Regions from separate parts of the Homo sapiens genome. Here region 1 is linked to region 2. A link is a loop called in an ENCODE intact Hi-C map of the cell type or tissue named here. Cell type or tissue: tibial artery. All regions are shown on one strand. Links, peaks and the distances in the headings refer to the core of each region. The heading gives the core; the rest is flanking DNA.

What was found. Peaks named below come from ENCODE experiments on the same cell type or tissue, not always from the same donor. Only the 100,000 strongest peaks of a DNase experiment are listed, where the experiment ranks them.
Region 1: a loop joins it to region 2, with 7 times the contacts of the local background. A loop is called at or near these places in 1 of 110 quality-filtered maps.

Annotation. Positions count from the first base shown.
Region 1 is chr2:148,897,513-148,908,366 of GRCh38, reverse strand. The region is part of intron 1 of KIF5C (kinesin family member 5C); the gene reads right to left. Among named protein-coding and RNA genes, the nearest start is that of KIF5C-AS1, 7.9 kb to the right of the region's middle. In tibial artery, for the core only: no CTCF peak of the experiment used is centred there; a DNase peak (open chromatin) is centred at 5,226.
Region 2 is chr2:147,976,537-147,987,390 of GRCh38, reverse strand. All of the region lies in intron 1 of ORC4 (origin recognition complex subunit 4), which reads left to right. It overlaps LOC105373674 (a long non-coding RNA gene), which reads right to left and starts at 3,780. Exons shown (of 5, transcript XR_007087258.1): 1 at 3,337-3,780; 2 at 3,071-3,168. In tibial artery, for the core only: no CTCF peak of the experiment used is centred there; no DNase peak of the experiment used is centred there.

The DNA.
Region 1 (10,854 bases), core at 3,468-7,467, 920 kb before region 2:
AATAAACGGAGAGAGCTGTTCTCCATCATCCCTAATGGTAGAAGAAAAGGCCTTCACCCTCAGCCTGGCAGGTGAAGACAGAGATAAAGAATGTGCAGACTGTGGGATCTTGCTGGGAGGGAGGCAGGACTCACCTACCTAGTCTGTCTCTGATGCATTTCTTTGGAAAATGCATGTTGACAGTGCTTCTAAAAGTAATCATATGAGCTGCCTGAAAAGGTCAACTTTCAACTCTGGTAAAGATTGGGATGCCTTTTCCAGATTAATTCCACATTGGTGTTTGTGGGCAATGCTGAAACAAAAGAAAATCCAGGCTAGCCAAAACTTTTCACATAAATAGTGACAAAAGCAACCGAGTGGCTGGACAGATTTGAGACAGGAACAGCCCGAGGACTACAGCAGGGGCTCCCAGTCTGGAGACTCTAACATAGATCTCCAGATGACCCCAATGACTGGGAATTGCTTTTACTCTGGACAGCCTGCTGGGCGGCCCCAGTTGACTGTCCCGGGTATGTCCCGGGTCGCTAACCACTTTGACTGCCCCTGAGCCACAGAGTCAGGCAGGAGTCAGGGACACGTAGGTACTCTCTTCTCCCTGCCCCTCACCTTCCTTCAGGGCCACCTCGGCCACAAAGGCTGGCTCCACATCAGTCAGCTACTCAGACATGCTCTCGCCTCACCTCCTCCTTCCCACTCTTCCCCTGATGCCCACAGGCTGGATTTCAGGTCAGGAAGCACTAGGCTTGGAGCCATATGCTGAAAATGACTTCCCTTTTCTTCCTAGATTAGATTTGCTGCAAATGGCTCTGCTCCCACAAGCTCCATGATCCAATATACCCAGGAATAAAATCTAAGGGACATATGGTTACAGGGAGCAAGATCAGAAGAGACTTCAGCCTCCTGGGTTAATGCACAAAGCTTGCAGCTGGTCATGCAGTGTGCTGGGCCCTTTCCATGGCCATAAATCCACACCTGGGTGCATTAATGCCACTGCGTCTGGAGCCCATGTGCTTCACAATGGAGAGTTGAAGTAACTGCAGGCTGTCCTTCACAGGCCATATCCTCAAGGAGGCGGTCCTTGTGACACAGGTGGAGGTGACGTCACTTCCCCCCACATGGCCAGTCAGCCACTGTCAGGGGACTGCTCTCTCTCAGTGTTTTCTTAATTAAAGAAGCTTCACAGGACAGCAGCAAAGAGGGACCAAAACAGGTAGCATTGGACCAATCCCTTGGATTGGGTCTGAAAAGCAGCTGCCACCTTCATTGTCCTTCTCAGTTTTTTCTTTTTCTTTCTTTTCTGTTTTTAGAGACAGGATTCTTGCTCTGTTGCCCAGGATGGAGTGCAGTTGAATGATCATAGTTCACTGTAGTCTCAAACTTCTGGACTCAAGTGATCCTTCCACCTCAGCATCCTGAGTAGCTAGGACTACAAAACACATGCCACCACACCCAGCTAATTCTTTTAATTTTAATTTAATTAATTAATTTATCTATTTATTTTGAGGCAGGGTCTTGCTCTGTCGCCCAGGCTGGAGTGCAGTGGTATGATCTCAGCTCACTATAGCCTCAACCCCCTGGGCTCAAGCAATCCTCCCACCTCAGCCCCACTGAGGAGCTGGGACTACAGGCATGCACCACCACACCCAGGTAATTTTTGTATTTTTTGTAGACACAGGGTTTCACCACATTGCCCAGGCTGGTCTCGAACCCCTGAGCTCAAGCGATCCTCCCACCTCAGCCTCCCAAAGTGCTGGAATTACAGACATGCACCAGCATGCCTGACTTCATTATTTTTATTTTATTTTATTTTTAGAGATGGGGTTCTCACTATGTTGCCCAGGCTGGTCTCAAAGTCCTGGGCTCAAGCAATACTCCCACCTTAGCTGCGATTACAGGCATGAGCTACTGTGTCCTCCTGCTCAGTTTTCTAGCACTGTCAGGCCCTGAGCTCCAAGCCTTTCCTCCAGTAAAGCACATCAGTTACTTAGATGCCAACTGTGGCATCTCCCTCCCATGGGACTTCCTTATGATCAATGAGTCAGTATTTCCTGAGATTCCTCAGTCTCCACTTTCACAGCCTGGTTCCCTCCAGGCACTCATACTTGCGCCTCACCCTCTTTTTCTGCTGAATTATTTAGACATCACGAATTGGCTAAAATGTACTTGCTGAATTTACTGGCAAGAGAAGACGCAGCTTCCCTTCCCTTTCCTCTGCCTCCCCTTTTTCCCTCTGGCCCCAAGGGAGTCTCACTCTCTCTCCCCTCCCTCCTAGGTAAACCCATCTGATATGGTTTGGCTGTGTCCCCACCCAAATTTCATCTTGAATTGTAGCTCCGATAATTCCCACATGTCATGGGGGTACCCTGTGGGAGGTAATTGAATCATGGGGTGGGTCTTTCCTGTGCTGTTCTCATGACAGTGAATAAGTCTCACAAGATCTGATGGGTTTACAGAGAGGAGTTTCCCTGCACAAGCTCTCTTTTTTGGCCTGCCATCGTGTAAGACATGCCTTTCACCTTCCACCATGATTGCGAGGCCTCCCCAGCCATGCAGAACTGTAAGTCCATTAAACCTCTTTTTCTTTATAAATTACCCAGTCTCGGGCATGTCTTTTTCAGCAGTGTGAAAGTGGACTAATATACCATCCTCCCACTCCTTGACCCTGGCTCCATCTCTCCCTTCTCGTAGGCTTCCTCCATTAGCTAAAAGCATGACTACATGTGTGCTATCCTTAAAAGCAAAAAACCTGCCATCGACCTTGCTTCTACCTCAACTCACTGTGCTATCACCACACACTAAGCTTTTTGGAAATAAGTAGCACACACTCCCAGCATCCTTCCTCTCACTTCTCATTATGCCAGTCTTTTTGCTAAATGGGAAGCAGCAAAGGCACCCACAGCTGTCCCCTTAGCAAACCAATGCCTCTCCTTTGCCATCCCTTTATCACCCTCTCCAAGCATCTGCCCCTCCCACTTCTGCAATGATTTCTCCCCTTCTTTAATTTCTCCAACTTCTTTAATTTCTCTTTTTAAATATTGGCCTTCCCTAGCATTAAGTTTTTGTGCTTTTTTTCCTCTCTAAACCAATGTGTCCTAACTCAGGGATTTGGGTGGCACCATCACAATTTTTGTCATAACCATGTACCATCCACTCTACCTTTAATTTAATATTTTTTTAATTAACTTATTTTTCCTTAAATATACTTTCAATGAAACTTTTATATTACTGTTGTAAGTGAAAAATCAGTATTACATGCTATAAACAGAAGGCAATAAAAAGAGATACAATGAAAACAAAGCAATACTAATGAGCTCTAGCTAGAAACATTGCATGTCAAGGACTCCAAGCCTAGGACCTGTTCTTTCCTTTTATTAAGAGGGAAATTCCAAAGTATTAGAGATTAAACACTAGCACCAAACTGAAGCTTTGTCTTTGGTAGATTCAGAAGGGCTGAAAGAGGAATAAAATGAAAATAACTTTCCACTACCTGATTCAATGTTATCTAAGCCCATGTCTGCTGTGTACTGCCTAAAATTATCAACTACAAAGATAATTTTCCTACTAAATACTAGAGTTAGTTCTCCTTCCTCTGTGACTCTCTTCAGAGGACTTAACAATTGTAACTTTTTCAATGGTTGCCGTATTTCTTAGCTCCATTCCACATGCTTTTAGAAAATGAGATTACAGACATAAACTAGAAACAAGATAGACAACAAACACCCTAAATGTCAAAACTAGTACCAAACAGCAGCAATCCATCCAAGCTGGAGCCCAGATCTACCCCAGATGGCTCTATCCATCAGGGTTGGATCCTGGAACATGTCAGAGACTGCCCACCATCAACGCCTAATCCATAATAATAAATAATATGATAGCCAACATCTGAAAGGTTTACATGCCAAACGCAGCACGACACTCCTCATATATGTGCTGTTCAATCTTCACAATACACTCGTGAGATCGATGCTGTTATTATTCCCAGTACGAGGAACCATTAGAGAAGTTAAGGAACTTGCCAAGGATCTATTGTAAGTGGCAGATCCAGGATTTGCAGATCGTCTGATGCCAGAGCCTGTGCTCTTAACGCTTGTGCTCCCCCGATGCTGAGACACAGCAATTTTAAACTTCACAAACCTCAAAATAATAGCCTGCTGCTCTTAAGCACAATTAAGACAATGGGGTTGACACAACAGGAAAACCATTCAACATGTAATTAAACATAATTACTGGTGTCCTCTAATTGTTTGGGAAAATAAATCTCTTGCTCTTGACAAGCTATAATTCTGGTGTGTGCTAAGAAGGTTCAAGTCTTCACTTCAATCTGTATACCTCTAGCACATACATACATTATTCATCACATTTTATGGCGAGTAGCAGTAGAGTGGCTCAAAGATACCTTCAACATGTAACTTAGAATCAAATAAGATAGGGCTCAGAGGAATCTAAACCATCCTGCCCAAATCTTCATTTTATAGATGGGAAAAAAGGGGAAAAAAAATAACTTCCCAAGAACATACAGGGCTCTGCCTTCTAGTTAAGTGCTCAAGGCACTTCACTGGTTAAACAGGTTAAATTCAGACTGCCTAAGCTAAAAACCAGCCTTCACAATTTAGTAGCTATGTGACCTTGGGCAAGTTATCGCAGCTCTCTGAGCTCAGGTGAGGATGATAATAATACTGCAGCAGCTCTCTCATAAGATTCTGTGAGGACGAAATAACAATATATGTAAAACACTTGGAACACTACCTGGACACATGGCATTCGATCACTGCATCTAGCCACAGATACTACTGCTTCAGACAGTGAGCCACACCTGCATGACGGGCCTTGGAAATACTTCCAGGTTCTCATCAGGGCCACTAAAAACAGCAGTAAGGGTGTGTTCGCATCCACTAAGGAGCAGTTAAAGGGTGTCTCCAATGTCTGCCACATGGAGCTAAAACTATAAAGCAAAGGCGTTTAGCTGAGGTTCTTTCAAGGAGGGAGAAGGGCACGGGAAACAGACCTGAGTGCCTTGCATCATGACACTTAAATTCTGCTGGAATGAGCTTCAGTGCCAGTAGCCATGCTCTTGTGGGCAGACCTGTTTATTTAACATGACAGATAATCATGCTTCCAGAAGGACAAAGTTTTTAAAGGCAACATGAGCATTATTTATGGAGCATACACTTAGTAAATAGCACTAGGTGTATGGAATACCATGAAATCTAGGGTAGGACTATCAAAGCAGCCTTGGCAAATACCTAGACCGAGGCTCCCCATCTTTCTGATGTCTCCCCAAGCAGACATCACTCTTCAGCCACAGCACACTTGCCTGCAGAGCCCAAGTACAGCTCAAGGGCAGCCTTACAATCCCTCTCAACCCAATGCTCCATGAAGCCACTGCCTGTGCATAAATGTTGAATTTAGGAATTAGAGGAATAAGCAGGCAAGCAGAGAATGAGGCACAGGACTAAAACTCAGCAGGGGCCAAGAATTATTTTACTTAGCTTCTCTTGATTAGGCATTTGAATTTAAAACAGCTAGGAATATAATACATAATACATCTTGTGTGTGTTGCAGGGAAAAGGTTTAAAGGGTCCAAGCTATAAAACATAACCAATGTGAAATGCTCTTTGCAGGAATACACGAGCACTACAAAATATTCTAATTTTCCTTGGGCTCCCATAAGAAAAACTAGCAGCATCCTCATTTGAAAGAAGAGATATGAAGGAACAGAGATGGCAAAGTACTTACTACAGATGTTCCTGGGCCGAGGGCAGTGGCTCATGCCTGTAATCCCAGCACTTTGGGAGGTCAAGGTGGGTGGATCACTTGAGGTCAGGAGTTTGAGATCAGACTGGCCAACATGGTGAAACCCCGACTCTCCTAAAAATACAAAAATTATCTGGGCGTGGTGGCGTGTGCCTGTAATCCCAGCTACCTGGGGGGCTGAGGCAGGAGAATCACTTGAACCTGGGAGGCAGAGATTGCAGTGAGTCAAGATCGCACCACTGCACTCCAGCCTGGGCAACAGAGCAAGACACTATTTCAAAAAAAAAAAAATGTTTCTGGCACGAAGAAGCTGTCTGCCTTTCCCCCTGTTGAGCCATTCAGGGCGAGAACCCAGGACTCAAAGAAATGGAACCACAGAAGAGAGAATCCAGGAACACGAGGGGCACTTCTGCTGGCTGATTCGACCACAAAAGGTGCTGGTTGCACAGTCACTGCACAGACAGGGGGCATTAACAGGAGGGGAAAGAAAGGATTTCCATTTTGTTATGGACCAACGCTGACTGTTAGAACCCCAACTCACAGTGCGAAAAAGAGCAGCAAACCCGGTGAAGAGGTCTCTTCTGTGCACAGTCCACCCTCGGGAGGGGCAAGAAGTAACCAATCCTATTTAATTCAAGTCAAAAATCTTTAAAAACTATACCTTCCTTACATTTGTTCCAGTGTTCTGGCCTCTGCAGGGGCTATTGACTCTTTAAGAGGCTGTAACTGACGCCATATCTCACAGGCCGTCCTCCAGATTCCTTAAGAGGTGACAAACAGTATTTCCTCTGAAATGTCAGAGATTGATGGGGGGAGGTTTCCAGGAGCAAGGAGCTAGGAAGGCTGGGAGGGATGGAGGGACCAAGTGCTACAGTGACAGGAGCCTGCCACTGGGGTATCTGACATGGGTGTACCACATCTGCCCAGCTGGTTCCCAGAGCACTGATGGGAGGAAGTTGCTTAAAAATATTAAATTGATAAATAGCCTGTCATTGGGAATAATTGAAAGCATCTTATATCTCAGTTTAAAATCTCCTTAGTTCGGTTTCCATATTGCTTTCTTTTTTTATTTTCCTTGAATGAGAAATATGTTCATATAGTTCAAATACCAAAAAGTATAAAGGATTTTTTAAAGGTATAAAGTATAAAAGTGAAACGTCTCCCTCACATCCCTGCCCTCTATTCCTGCAGCTGCCAGCTGCTCACCACCTCCCAGCCCCAACACTTCTGCTGGTGCCTCACCACTCTCTCCAGAGTTCTTTCTTTGTGCACACAGAAGCAGTCAACCATACATCCCTAATTGTTCCTCTTTGTGCTACAAAAGGTGGCAGGTTATATATACCTGCCTCCACCTTGCTTCTTCCACTTAATATATCTTGAAGACTTTTCCATATATCAGTACATGGAAAGCTTTCTCATATTGCTTTATTTTTTATTTACATACAATGATGTATAGATGTGAAGTATTCCACTAGATGATTTTGACAATTAGATATCCTCGCAACATCTCGCAACAACCACCTAAGACTAAACAGGGCACTTGTATCATGTCCCTTTCTGGTCAACCGCATCTCAGCAACCACCATTTTTATTTCTGTAACTGTAATGCAATGTGGGTTTGTTGGGGTTTTTTGTATTTTATGATATTAAGATTTCTGTTCCTGTCAGAGAGCAGCAACGAATGTTCATGAGCTATTCTCTATGAAGAATCCTCCAACACAAGTCCCTGCCCCACCCTACCTGCCCCCTTCTAGACCAGGTACCCTCCTTGTGGCCCCACTCCTACACTTGCTTTCCAACACTGAACCATAATCACTTCTGAAATTTTCTCTTTCTCCCTCTGGTCTGTAAGCCCAAGCTCCATTTCTTTGTCCCCAATGCATCTCCAGTACAAAGCACCAATTAAATATTTGCCAAACCCTTTCCCAAAGGCAGTTTGTAATTAGAGAGTAAAGGTGTCGATCTCTGACCAGTGTTGCTATGGGAATGACTGAATGCAAACTTCATTTTACAATTAAAGTAACTGTCAGAAAGGAGGCAGGAAGCTTGTAAAGAGGCAAACGAGGGTAGTGTGGGATGAGAAAGAGCCATTCCCAGGGTTCTGTTGGCAGGGAGGGAGAGGCCCCTATGTCAGCTGACTGTCTGCACTCATGGAAGGAAAAAATGAGGAACATTTTAAGACTTGATTTCCAAGATTTTGAAAACAAATCAGAGGCCTTTCTTGGGCTTAGCATAAAACCATCACAGATAGGCATTCCCTACATGACTAGATCACTGGACTGTAAGCTTTAAATAGAAAATGGTGAGGCAATGTGGGTTATTGGAAAAGAGTGTCCACAATGATATGTGTTTAAGGATGAAGGGGGAGATAAATTATCAGGAAAACCATCTGCTCCAAGGTCTGAGAAATAGAAGGCACTGGCAAAATAGAGACATCTTTGGGGAATACTGAAAACTAAGCTGCATAGAAGTCAAATGGGGAAAAAAAATCACAAAATCAGCAAAATAGCTTTCCAAGAGCAATCAAACAAGGTACCTGAAGAGTAGAAAAACAGTTCAATAAAGCTGACCAAGCAGCCCGACTCTGGGGCAGCTACCAACCTTAATTGTCTCTGCATCGGTTTGAGCTGAGCTTAAAGTTAGGCAGAATGAAGTGGCCAAGCACTTGTTTTCCATGAGATCTGAAATCATTCTGTTGCCTTAATGCCCAGGCATACCCTACATTCAGCTGTGAACACAGGAGACATACACAGAAATATGAGAAGGGAAAGCCCAACCTCATGGAATTCAGGAAAGAAATACCCATGACTTGGCTGAGGAAATCTATTGCAACCATTTTTAAGGAGTCTGTTGGTAACTGAGGAGTAGTAATTATCCAATTGTTTTCTTTTTTTTTTTTTTTTTTTTTTTGAGATGGAGTTCTGCTCTTGTTGCCCAGGCGGAGAGCAGTGGCGCGACCTCGGCTCACCGCAACCTCTGCCTTCTGGAATCAAGCGATTCTCCTGCCTCAGCCTCCCAAGAGGCTGGGATTACAGGCGCCCACCACCACGCCCGGCTGATTTTTTGTATTTTTAGTAGAGATGGGGTTTTGCCATGTTGGCCAGGCTGGTCTCGAAATCCTGACCTTAGGTGATTCACCCTCCTCAGCCTCCCAAAGTGCTGGGATTATAGGCATGAGCCACCACGCCTGGACCCAGCTGTTTTCTTATGCCAAGCATAAGCACATCTAGATGTTCTCATTTAAGAGAATAAAATAAATCTCTTTAATTTGCTTTACTTCACCTGTTCCATTTTCGTTAATCCAAAAGCTGACATTGCCAATGGTATTTAACAATAAAGCAGCAAGTAGTCTTGAAACAAAAATAACATTAAAAGGAAAGAGTAAGATATGGCTTTCTATGCTTTGTCACTGACTCTTAAAAAAATAAGATTAAAAGGTGTTCGATGACGAAAGAACTATATAGGCTAATCTGAATTCTGAAAAAAATACTATTTAATTAATATTCTATATAGCAAGCACCTAATACAATTCTTATTTTAGCAGAGATTATATACATAATGTCTCCATTTCATATAAAATTTTCTCTGAATGCTAGATGTTTGGTTATTAATGTGAACATAAACCCTTCAAAATATTACTGTTTTTCTTCATAGAGAATAGCTCATGAACATTCGTTGCTGCTCTCTAACAGGAACAGATATCTTCTGGTAAAAACTTGTGTTTGCTTTGTAAAAAAAATTAAATAATACCATGTAGTAGGGTGACGTTTCCTTTCGCTGCTATAAAAAATTAACAGAAATTTAGTGGTTTAAGACAACAAAATTTTATTATCTTTCAGTTCTGGATGTCAGAGGTCCAACTTGAGTCTCACTGGGCTGATGTCAAGAAGCCTGCAGAGCTGCTTTCTTCCTGGAGGCTCTAGGAGAGATTCCGTTTTCCTGCCTTTGCCAGCTTCTAGCGGCCGCCTGTATTCCTTGGCTCGCATGACCCCTCTGTATCCTTAAAGCAGTAATGGCCCGTCAAGTCTCATGAGGCCATCAGTTTGGTTTCAACTTTTCTGCTTCCTTCTTCCCCATTTAAGAATCCCTGTGATTGCACTAGACAATCTTTATTTGAAGGTCAAATGGTTAACAACCATAACTCCATCTGCAACCTTAATTCCCACTGGTCATGCAACATAACATATTCGGGTTCTGGGATTAAGAAGTGGACATCTTTCAGGGCCATTATTCTGCCTACTACAGAGGAAATGAGAATTGTCTCATGAGATACTCAGTTCAGGGCTCTGTGGCCTCTGCATTTAATGATTGGTTTGGTGGTAACATTCAACATGAGCCTGCCTATTCTACTGCAGGGAACTGGCAACTTTGGCTTTTTCAGACTGGAGAGAGCCTCTCAATCTAGGACTCTCCACTCCCTAGGTGCCTGAAGGTCTCCATTCCTATGTGGACTAGACAGGACATTTGGCAGGAAGGGAGGGCTAGGAAAAAGACAGGACTTCCCACAGTGATCTACATGCAGAAGGCCTTAGAGCCAGTCTTTGATGGGAGGAAGGCACAGTGTGCAAATCAGGGCTCAACTCCTCTCCACTCCCTCAAACCCTGAGCTTTCTCTGCTAGCCAGCACCACCTCTCCCTGGAGCACACAGGATGATTTTTTTTTTTTTTTTTTTTTTTTTTTTTTTTTTTTTTTTGAGACTGAGTCTTACTCTGTCAGCCAGGCTGGAGTACAGTGGCATGATCTCGGTTCACTATAACCTCCGCCTTCCAGGTTCAAGTGATTCTCATGCCTCAGCCTCCTGAGTAACTGGGACCACAGGTGTACACTACCACAACCAGCTAATTTTTGTATTTTTAGTAAAGACAGGGTTTTACCATGTCAGCCAGGCAGGTCTCAAACTCCTGACTGCAAGTGATCCACCTGCCTTGGCCTCCCAAAGTACTGGAGTTACAGGTGTGAGCCACATCACCTGGCTCACAGGATGATTTTTAAATGCATTCTATACACACTTAACAAACATGCCACTAATCTGGAAAATTTATTTCACTGGTACCTAGCATAGTGTCTGGACCAGAGCTGGGACTCAAAAATATTTATTG
Region 2 (10,854 bases), core at 2,978-6,977:
TATATATACACACACACACACACATATATATATCTATATATGGAAAGTTCTTGTTCTTTTAAATGACAAATATTATGAAATAGAGCCCATTTTGGTTGAAAAAGTATGTGTGTGTGTAGGCAGGCCACATTTTTAACCTAATAAAAATTATAGGAATTGCTGGACTTTAGATATTTATTAAACCCAAGAGATTTTTTTTTTTTTAAAGATCTCAATCTTAGGTTAAAAAAAGTTTCAAGCTGCTCAAGGTGTTGACCCAGCTACTTAGGAGGCTGAGACGGAAGGATCTCTTGAGCCCAGGAATTCAAATCCAGCTTGTGCAATACAGTGAGACCCTGGGTCTAAAAAAAAAATAGTTTTAAGTTCCTTTTTTACACTTCATGTTTTAAGTTTAGACATTTTCTTTCTACTCTGAAGAATGAAATTAGCAACCGTATGCATTCATGCCACTTTTTTTTCATTTTTTTGTTGAATGATTATTTTCACTGTGTAACGACTTATGTTTCCACCTGCTACTATAATTATTTACCTTTTTTTGGTTTTAGTTTTTTATTTTAGTGGATTCAAAGGTCACTAGTGTGTGTGTGTGTGTGTGTGTGTATGTGTGTGTGTGTCTGTATAAAATTGTGTTTTTAATTATGCTTTAGTTGGCTGGATTTTGTCATTGAGTTCCCCATATCCTCCTGCAACACACACACTCCACACAAGGCTTTATTGGCTCTGTGTACTAAATAAGTTCATTCTTATTTGATAAGGCTATACCTGTTACCTTTATATGTGAGTGACATCTTTGCTAGGTATGAGTCTTGGTCTCTCTCTCAGAACTTTGTAGATATTATGACACCATATTTTAGCATTTTTTTCTCCCTTGTAGGTGTTTTTCAGGCTGAGTCCCAGTGAATTCTTTTTTTTAGGCTTGAAATTTAATAATTGAATTACAGTTTTTATCAGTTTTCTTCTTTTCATATTTGATACATTGATGAGAGTTTAGGAGATTTTATTGATGCAAGTATAGCTTTTAAGAGTGAGGTTAAAGTTAGGAACTATGGAGAACTCCTGTAGAATTTTCTAGGCTTGTTTATTATTAACTTGTCTCTTTGTTTAGTTACTGCTAAAGTATTTCTGTTTAACAGTTTTTTGTTTTGTTTTATTAGAGGAGAAAGATTCTCTGATTCCATTTTTTACCATTTTATCTGCACAATTCCTAATTAAAATTCCAGAGTTTCTGTACGAAACATGTATTCCTTTTTAGCGATGGGAAGAAAGTTTATGATCTTAAAAATAAAGATGTGTACAGAAAAAAATACAAATTGTACACATAGACATTCAAAGAGAAGTGAATTGTTGGTATTGAACATCTGTTATAATAACCGTGTTCTTTCAGAATGTATTCCTCTGCTATGTTTTGTCTCCTAAAGAAAAGCCCAGTGATGATTTTGATGAACTTTCTGATGTTTGCAGGGTTTTTTTTCATGCCAGTTGAGACTAACCAACCTCTGATTGGGAGTCAATAGACCTAACAGCTACTGCTGCTGTTAAGTAAGCTATGTCATCTTGGGCAGGTCATTGTATACCATTGCTAGTCAGCAAGCAGAGAGGTATTTGGTAAATTGACCAAACTTCAAATTTGACATGAAGGACTGTCACCAGGAGTTCATCCAGGTTGCTTCTCCCACAAAGTTTAGGATTATGTTAGTCTAAAAAACAGTGATTAGAACTAACCTAAGATGAGGAGCTTAAGTTAGTTGTGCAAACTAAATGGAGGGCTTTTATGTTCTATTTCTAAGGTAGGAAAACATTTGACATCTGAATGGCTATTGAGCTATATGTAGGAATAAGTTGTTAGTGTCAGCTATTTTCTAATTCTGTCTTTAGATGTTAAGAGAGTTTACTAAGGCTGGGCACGGTGGCTCACGCCTGTAATCCCAGCACCTTGGGAGGCCGAGGCAGGCGGATCACGAGGTCAGGAAATCGAGACTATCCTGGCTAACATGGTGAAACCCCGTCTCTACTAAAAATACAAAAAATTAGCCGGGCATGGTGGCAGGCGCCTGTAGTCCCAGCTACTCAGGAGGCTGAGGGAGGAGAATGGTGTGAACCCGGGAGGTGGAGCTTGCAGTGAGCCGAGATAGCGCCACTGCACTCCAGCCTGGGCAACAGAGCGAGACTCTGTCTCAAAAAAACAAAAAAACAAAAAAAACAGAGAGTTTACTGAATAGTTATCATTATTGTTGGCCAAACAGAGTTAGTCTAAAATACATTATGCAGAATCAGTGTGGTAGACAAAGAGGCTCTGAGTGAGGGTTTGGATCTGAGGAAGGCATCATGAGAAAGAAGAGTTATAAGTACTCATGAAACCTCAAGAGCAGTAAAGGATGTACTTCATAATTTTTAGAATTTATCAACAAGCAACCCTTGGAAAGCATAGGAATGGAGAATTACAATAAATAAGCCACCTCAGTTGAAAAATGGGAGTATGAATATACATGTGATTGAGTCTTGAGATTATTTAGTCATCCTGCTTTAGTTAGCATGTAACTATAAAATTTCAAATACAGATACAGTAAGTAGTGGTCAGTGAATATATTTCAGAATTCATCCCTTCCTTTGTAAAGGTATAGATTGTAGGGGACTTACTGTCATGGGGAAATGCACATAGGCAATTTAGAGAGCAGACAGCTTTAGATGACACATTTTTACAATTCCTATAATTTTTGTCCTTTGTCAATACAGAAGTAAATTTAAAATGGTCAGTAGCTCTCTGATGTATAGTAGTGCTCTGGAACTGCAGTAATGAGAATTTCCTCCATACGCAGTTGACTCTTGAACAATGTAAGGGTTAGGGGTCGAAACACCCCCTCCCTACCAAAAGCAGTTGAAAATCTGCATATAACTTTTGCCTCCCCAAAAACTTAACTGTTAATAGCCTACTTGACTGGAAGCCTTGCTGGTAACATAGTCAATTAATATATATTTTATGTATGTATTATATATTGTATTATTATAATAAAGTAAGGTAAAGAAAAGATATTTAGAAAATATATCTACTATATATAGAAAATATATTTACTATTCATTAAGTTGAAGTGGCTCATTGTAAAGGTCTGCATCCTACTTGTCTTCCTGTTGAGTAGGCTGAGGAGGAAGAGGAGGGGTTGATCTTGTTGCCTAGGGGTAGAAGAGGTGGAGGAGGTAGAAGGGGAGACAAGACAGGTTAGGCACACTGGGTGTAACTAAACAGGTAATTTCTGTCTATCTCTTTTGGTTTCTAATTTCTTTTAAAATGTTTCTATACAGTATCAACCCTTCCTCAACCATTTGCTTTGATTCCAGTACCTGTATCATAGAAGGGTCCATGTCGTAAAAGAAGTCAAGAGTAGTCTTGTATATTCAGAACCGTTCTGCCAGATTGTCTAATGTCAGTTTGTTTTCTGGCACTGTTCTGCATCTTTCTCACTGTCTGGCAGTGGTTCAGAAGCATCTATCTCCACCTTGTCTTCTGTTAATTCCTCTGGTGTGGTATCTGTTAGCTCTTGAATTTCTCTAAGACCCATATGTTGAAACACATCACTCCCCACCCTTTTTGCCGTGTCTACAATCTCTTTCATGATTTTCTTGATTGGCTTTGTAGTAAATCCTGTGAAGTCATGCACAACATCTGGACATAGATTTCTTCAGCAGAAATTTGTTTCAGTCTTGTTGGCTTTCATGGCTTTTTCTATGACAACAGGGCATCTTCAATGGGATAATCCTCCCAGACTTTCATCATGTTCTGTCTGTGGAGGTTTTTCCATAGTGTTGACATTCGTTTCCATAGAGTTCTGTGTGTAATGAACCTTAAAGGTCCCTATGACCCCCTGATCTACAGGCTGAATTAGAGAGTTTGTGTTTGGGGACCAGTGGACCACTTGGACAAAAGCCTTCGGTGTTGAACTCATGGGATTCTGGGTAGCCAGGGGCATTGTCCAATATCAGAAGAACTTCAAAAGGCAGTCCCTTACTGTCTGGGTACTTCCTGACTTCAGTGACAAAGCATCAGTGGAACTAATTCATTAACCCCATTGGCTCATTGAGTGAATCGGTTCCAGTGTTTTGACTATTACGAATAAATTTATCATGAACATACGTGTTACAGGTTTTTGTGTGAACATAAGTTTTTCTGTCAGGTAAGTACCCAAGAGTGCAATTGCTATGTGGCTTGGTAAGAGTATTTGTAGTTTTCTAAGAAACTGCTGTCAAGAAACTTTTCAGAGTAGCCATGCCATTATACATTCCCACCAGTGGTTAAATGAAAGATTCATTTTCTTTACATCCTCACCATCTTTGTGTTATTTTAGCTGCCTTAATCAGTGTGTGGTGGTATCTTACTATGGTTTTACTTTGCATTTTCCTAGCGGATAATGATATTAAACATCTTTGCATATGCTTATTTGCCACCTGCATATCTTTGGTGAAATGTCTACTTATGTATTTTGCCTATTTTCTAATGGGATTCCTTTTTTATTATTGAGTGTTGAGGGTTCTTTAGATACAGATCTTTTGTCAGATATGTGGTTTGCAGGTATTTTCTCCCAGTCTGAAGCTTGTCTCATCTGTACTATTAGAATTGTCTTTGAAATATTCTTTATTATATAGTAGATATTTGACCATTACATGAAGGGGGAAGATGTCAAAATAACCTTTGGACTAAAACTTTATTTACAGTCAAAATTTATGTAGGTTATAAGGTAGATACCATAGTGGCATGTTTGTTGTTTCTTTTATGAATGCTGGCCCCACATGAAGAAAAAATGAATTATCTTAATAGCTTACCTGATTTATATATGATGCAAAGGGGCAGATTAGATACCTGCCTTGGAACTGTGGACATTTATTTAGCTTTTTTGAGTAATTCTTTCTTAATTCATGAAGTGGGTAAAAAATATCTTTTAATTCTAACAATACTGTAAGATAGCTAATGTAGTTCTACAAAATAAAACATACTGCAAAAGCCCTTTCTCCTTTTTACATTTTAATTAGTCTTATAATCTAGGAGACAATTATTACATAGTTCTTTGTGATTTTAGATTTTGGCTGATAGTCAAGAGCATCATAAACCAGAGTTGAGGATATTTTATTAGCTAAAAAGGTTTTTCCCTCTCATAACACTGATTAGGAAAAATAAAAAATAGAATAAGATAAAACTTTAGATATAAAAGACTGCTAGAAGGTATCCTAAGACAGCTGAGAAGACCACTTTTCTTCTAAGAAAGAAGATGCTTAAGGGTCAAGACAATAATTGAGTACTCTGTTATTTAATTTTCAATTAGGAAGCCTGGAGCCAGAGGACTTTTGGTGGCTGAGGCCTTAGCTACCTGGCTTACACATTAAGGAGGACACAGATTTGCTTGCTGTCTGTCTGTCAAGGCCTGGCTCAGCTAAGGACCTGTTAACATTTCTAGAGAAGAAAACAGCATTACCATGGTTTGCTTTCTAATTGTCACTATATGAAATTAATAAATGTGAATGTAAAATATATTGGCTGATCTTCCTTCAGGTTATTGAAATGTGTTTGTACTTCTTTTTTCAAAAAAGTTTGCTAAATACGTAACAATTTCATAAGAGTACAACTTATTTGGGTTCAAATCATTCAAATCCTGGCTCTGCACTTACTTGCTTTTTGATGTATATTTTATATGTTTTTTTTCTAATTGATGAATAAAAATCTTATCCATTTATGGTATACAGCATAATGTTTTAATATAGGTATACATTGTGGAATGACAAAATTAAGCCTATTAATATATCTGTTACCTCACATACCATTTTTTTGTAGTAAGAAAATTTAAAATCTGCTTTCATTCTATGAGTTCCCCTGTTAGAGGTTCCACCTATTGTAGTCCCTCCCTTATCCTCAGTTTCACTTTCCATTGTTTCAGTTACTTTTGGTCAGCTGAAGTTCCAAAATATTAAATGGAAAACTCCAGAAATAAATAATTCATGAGTTTTAAATTGCATGCCACTCTGAGTAATGTGATGAAATCTTGCAGTGTCCTGCTCTGTCTTGCCTGGGACATACATAATTTCTTCGTCCAGCGTATCCATGCTGTGTATTGCATGTGTCCCATAATCACTCAGTAGCCATCTAGGTTATCAGATTAAAAGAACATAGTATATAGAGAGAGTTGGGTACTATCCATGATTTCAGACATGCGAGGGGCGCCTTGGAATTCATCTCCCATGGATAAGGAGAGACTACTGTATAAATTAGATTATGTGGTGTTTGTCTTTCTGTGCCTGGCTTATTTCAGCTAACAGAATATCTCCCAAATGCATCTATGTTGCTGCAAATGACAGGATTTCTTTTTTGTTTAAGGCTGAGTTAGTGTTCTATTGTGTATATATACCACATCTTCTTTATCTTTTCATCCATTGATGGACACTTAGGTTGATTCCGTATTTTGGCTGTGAATAATGCTGGAGTGTATATGGGAGTGAGGATATATCTTTGACATATTGATTTCATTTCCTTTGTATATATTGATGGATATTCAGGAGTGGGATTACCGGTCATGTAATTTGACTTCTAATTTTTTCAAGAACCTCCATACTGTTTTCCATAATGATTATACTAATTTACATTTTTACCAACAGTGTACAAGAGTTTCCTTTCTTCATAATCCTCAACAACACTCATCATCTTTTGCCTTTTTTTGACAATAGCCTTCCTAGCAGGTGTGAAATGTTATCTCATTGTGGTTTTGTTTGTACTTCCCTGAAAATCCCTGACAATTAGTAACACTGAGAATTTTCTCAAATACCTATTTGACATTTTTATGTCCTGTGAGAAATCTTTTTGACCATTTTTTAAATTGGGTTGTTTCCTTGCTATTAAGTTTTTTTTGTTGTTGTTTTTGTTTTTGTTTTTTTTAGTTCCTTATACAGTCATCCCTCTGTATCCACGGGAAACTGGTTCCAGGACTCCCCTGAGATACCAAAATCTGTAGATGCTCAAGTCCTTTCTATAAATTGGCATGGTATTAGCGTATAACCTACACATATCCCATATTCTTTAAATCATCACTAGATTACTTATAATTTCTAATACAATGTAAGTGCTTTGTAAATAGCTATTATAATGTATTGTTTTTAAAATTTATATTAATTTTTATTGTTGCATTTTTTTTCCCCTCTAAATTTTCTCTCTCTTAAGTTGGTTGAATCTGCTGATGAGGAGCGACTACATATTTTGGATTTTAACCTGTTAGCAGATGTAAGATTTGCAAATAGTTTCACTTATTCTGAAGGTTGTCTCTTCACTCTGTTGATTGAAGCTTTTTAGTTTTATGTCTGTTTTCATTATTCTTGCTTCTGCTTTTGGAGTCATATCCCAAAAAAATCTTTGCCGAGTCCAGTGTCAAAAAGCTTTCCCCCTGTGTTTTCTTCCCCTATGTTTCAGGTCTTATGTTTGTCTTTAATCCATTTTTAGTTGATCTTTGTATATGGTGTGCAATAAGGGTTCAATTTCATTCTTCTGCCTGTGGATATCCAGTTTTCCTAACACCATTTCTTGAAGAGACTGTCCTTACTCCGTTGTGTGTTCTTGGCACTTTTGTTGAACATAAGTCAACTGTAAAAGTATGGATTTATTTCTCGACTCTGTATTCTGGGGTCTGTATGTTTGTTTTTATGCCAGAACCATGTTGTTTTGAATTATCTTAGTTTTGCACTAGGTATTGAAATCAGGTAGTCTGATACCTCCAGCATTGTTCTTTAGCTCATGATTGTCTTAGCTATTAAATGTCTCTGTGGGTCCATATGAATTTTAGGATTTTTTTCTATTTCTATGAAAAATGTCATTAGAATTTTGATATGGATTACTTTGAACCTTCACTTCCAGTAGTAGGGACATTTTAATAACATTGATTCTTTCAGTCCATGAACATGGAGTATATTTCCATTTATTTGTGTCTTCACTTTCTTTCATCAATATTGTATAGTTTTCAGTGACAGACCTTTCACCTCTTTTGTTACATTTCTTTCTAATTTGTTTTTGATGCTATTGTAATTAGGACTGGTTTTTAATTTTATCAAATAGTTATTAGTGTGGAGAAATCTTATTGATTTTTTTATGTTGATTTTGTATCCTGCCACTTTACTGTATGTATTAGTACTAACAGTTTTTTGGTAGAGTCTTAAGGATTTTCTCTATATAAAATTATGTTATCTGCAAACAGACCATTTAACTTTCTCTTTTTTGATTTGGATGCCTTTTATTTATTTTTTCTTACCTAATTCCTCTGGCTAGGACTTGCAGTACTATATTGAATATAAATGGCCAAAGTGGGCATTCTTGTCATGTTCTTGATCTTAGAGGGAAAGCTTCCAACTTTTTACCTTTGGGGTGTGATGTTAGCTGTGAGTTTGTTATATATGGCCTTTATTGTGTTGAAGTATATTCCTTTTATACCTAATATATTGACAGTTTTTAAACCTGAAGGAATATTGAATTCTGTTAGAAGCTTTTTCTGTATCTGTTGAGTCAGTCATGTGATTTTTGTCCTTCATTCTGTTAATGCATTATATCACATTTATAGATTTACATATGTTGAACCGTCTTTGCATTCCAAAGATAAATCCCACTTGATCATGGTAATTGATCTAATGTACTGTTGAATTAGATTTGCCAGTATTTGTTGAGGATTTTTGCACCTATATTCATCAAGGATATTGGCCTGCTACCGAAACTGTTCACCAAGAGGCCTGGGAAAATTCATGCACACTGGTACCTCAGAAAATAAGTCCACTGTCCTCAGTCCCAACTGCGGACCCTGATAAGACACTTTAACTTGGCTATGGTCTGAGATCAGTTCAAGGACCCACAAGAAGACAAAACTGTCTGAATCCCTGGGTCAAGCTTTCTGAACTTGGTCCTGCATTAAATACTGAAACAGCCCTGAAGCTCAGCTCCTGCCACTGTTGGTTGCAGCCTGAGAGCAACCCTGCCTGCACAAGGAACTGCTAGGAGACTCACCTGTCTGTGCCATCAGTACAGACTTGCCAATCTCTGTCCCATAGCATATGCTGAAAAAGCTCTGAATCGGGGATTCAGCTCCACTCAGCCACAGTCTTACAGAAATCCTGCACAGAAATCCTCCTGTAGTCAGGAGATACATCCTTCTGTGTCCTCAGGACAGGCAGGCAGATTTCAGTCCCACAGCAGGTCCTGAAACAACCCTGAATCTTGGCATAAGCCCCTCTCAGCTGTGGTCAGAGAGCAGTTCTGCCTACCCAGCATCCTGGAGGGAGATGGGGCTGTCCATAGCCCTGCAAACAGGCCACCTGACCTAGGTCCCTCATCAGTCCCTGAAACACCCCTGAAAAGTGGCTCCAGCCCCTCTCAATACAGCAGGCCCGCTAACTTAAGGACCTGAAGGGAGACATGCAGGTTTGTGACACCTTAGGCCTGAAGACCTAAGTCTTGACTGTAGGCCCTGAAGCAACCCTGTAGCTTAGTTCCAGCCCCACTCAGCTGTGGACTAGGGCAGTACTGCCTGTTAAGGAATCTACTCAGTGATCCAGTAGGAGCCCTCCCAGGTTCCCAGAGAAAGCCAAACCATCCACACACCTGGTAACAGGTCTTTTCTCTGCATATCTTCATCCACTGTACAGACCGAGGTCCTAGAAAAAGTCCAGTCCGCCAAGGGACCAGATAGGGTTCATATCCTGCTACAGCCCCTGGTAACAAGGTCCTATCGGGAGGACAGGGCCCTTTCCAAGTCTGAAGCCTGGACCACAGTTGGGGAATCTGTCACGTGAATGAAGATCTGCCCTCCAATTGACTTTTCCAGGTCTTGGGCCCCACTGGGGTTTCACAGACGCCTGCCTGAATCTCAACGCTAACACAAAGACCATTTTGTCCGTGGGTGGCTGTGAAATTATTGTTGCTATTTGGGGACACAAGCTGAAGGGCCTCCTATTTCATCTTGCTGCTGTCATTCTCGCATTATTATAATGTTAATCATTGGTGATTTGATGATAAGTCAGCTTTTTTTGAGTTTTATGAGTTCTGGCAGTAAAAAAGTTCCAAAATGTCTTTCACTGAGCTAAATTCAGGGTGTTAGCAAAGCTGTGTTCCTTCTGGAGATTAGATGAGACCAGAATACACTTTTTTAAAAAAGTGGTTAACTTGGTTGGATCCAAATCCTGGCTCTTCCATTTATATACTGTTTGATTTTGGTCAACATACCTAGCCTATCTGTGTCTTCTAACCTTAAAAGAGGATTATAATAGTAGTTATTCCACATGATAGTTTTGAGGATTAAATGAGTTGATAAATGCAAAGCATTTGTAACAATTCCTGATACCTAAACACTGCTTAAGCTGTTACTGTCTATCTGTTAAAATTTATTCCTATAGGAAATCAGTGCTAAGAAAATTAGGTCTTTTAGTCAAAGGTCTTTTAGTCATTTGTCTATGAGTATGGTACACTTGAGGAGAATTTTACAAAAAATATAATTTTTTCATTAATTTTTTTTTCATTCCAGTTATTCATTGCCAACTTTGTTTTGGGCATTATGCTACAATGCTTAGAATATAAAAAATCTCAATTTGGAAACAGTAGCAATTAAACAGACAATTTTGTTTAAAATAATTCAATAATAAAGCAAAATACAGGCACTTATGAGTGTTTAAGGAAGAGGCATTTAACCTAGTCTGTAATGATTATTTGTGTATTGTTGGTGAGTGGAGCAAGAAAGGGAAGGTTTTCTATAAGGGATGATCCTGTGGGATGGATGGGTGGGAGAATCATAAAGGAAGCATGTAAGTTAAAAAAAGAAAAAGGAAGAAAGGGAAGGTGAATAGAAGATTTAA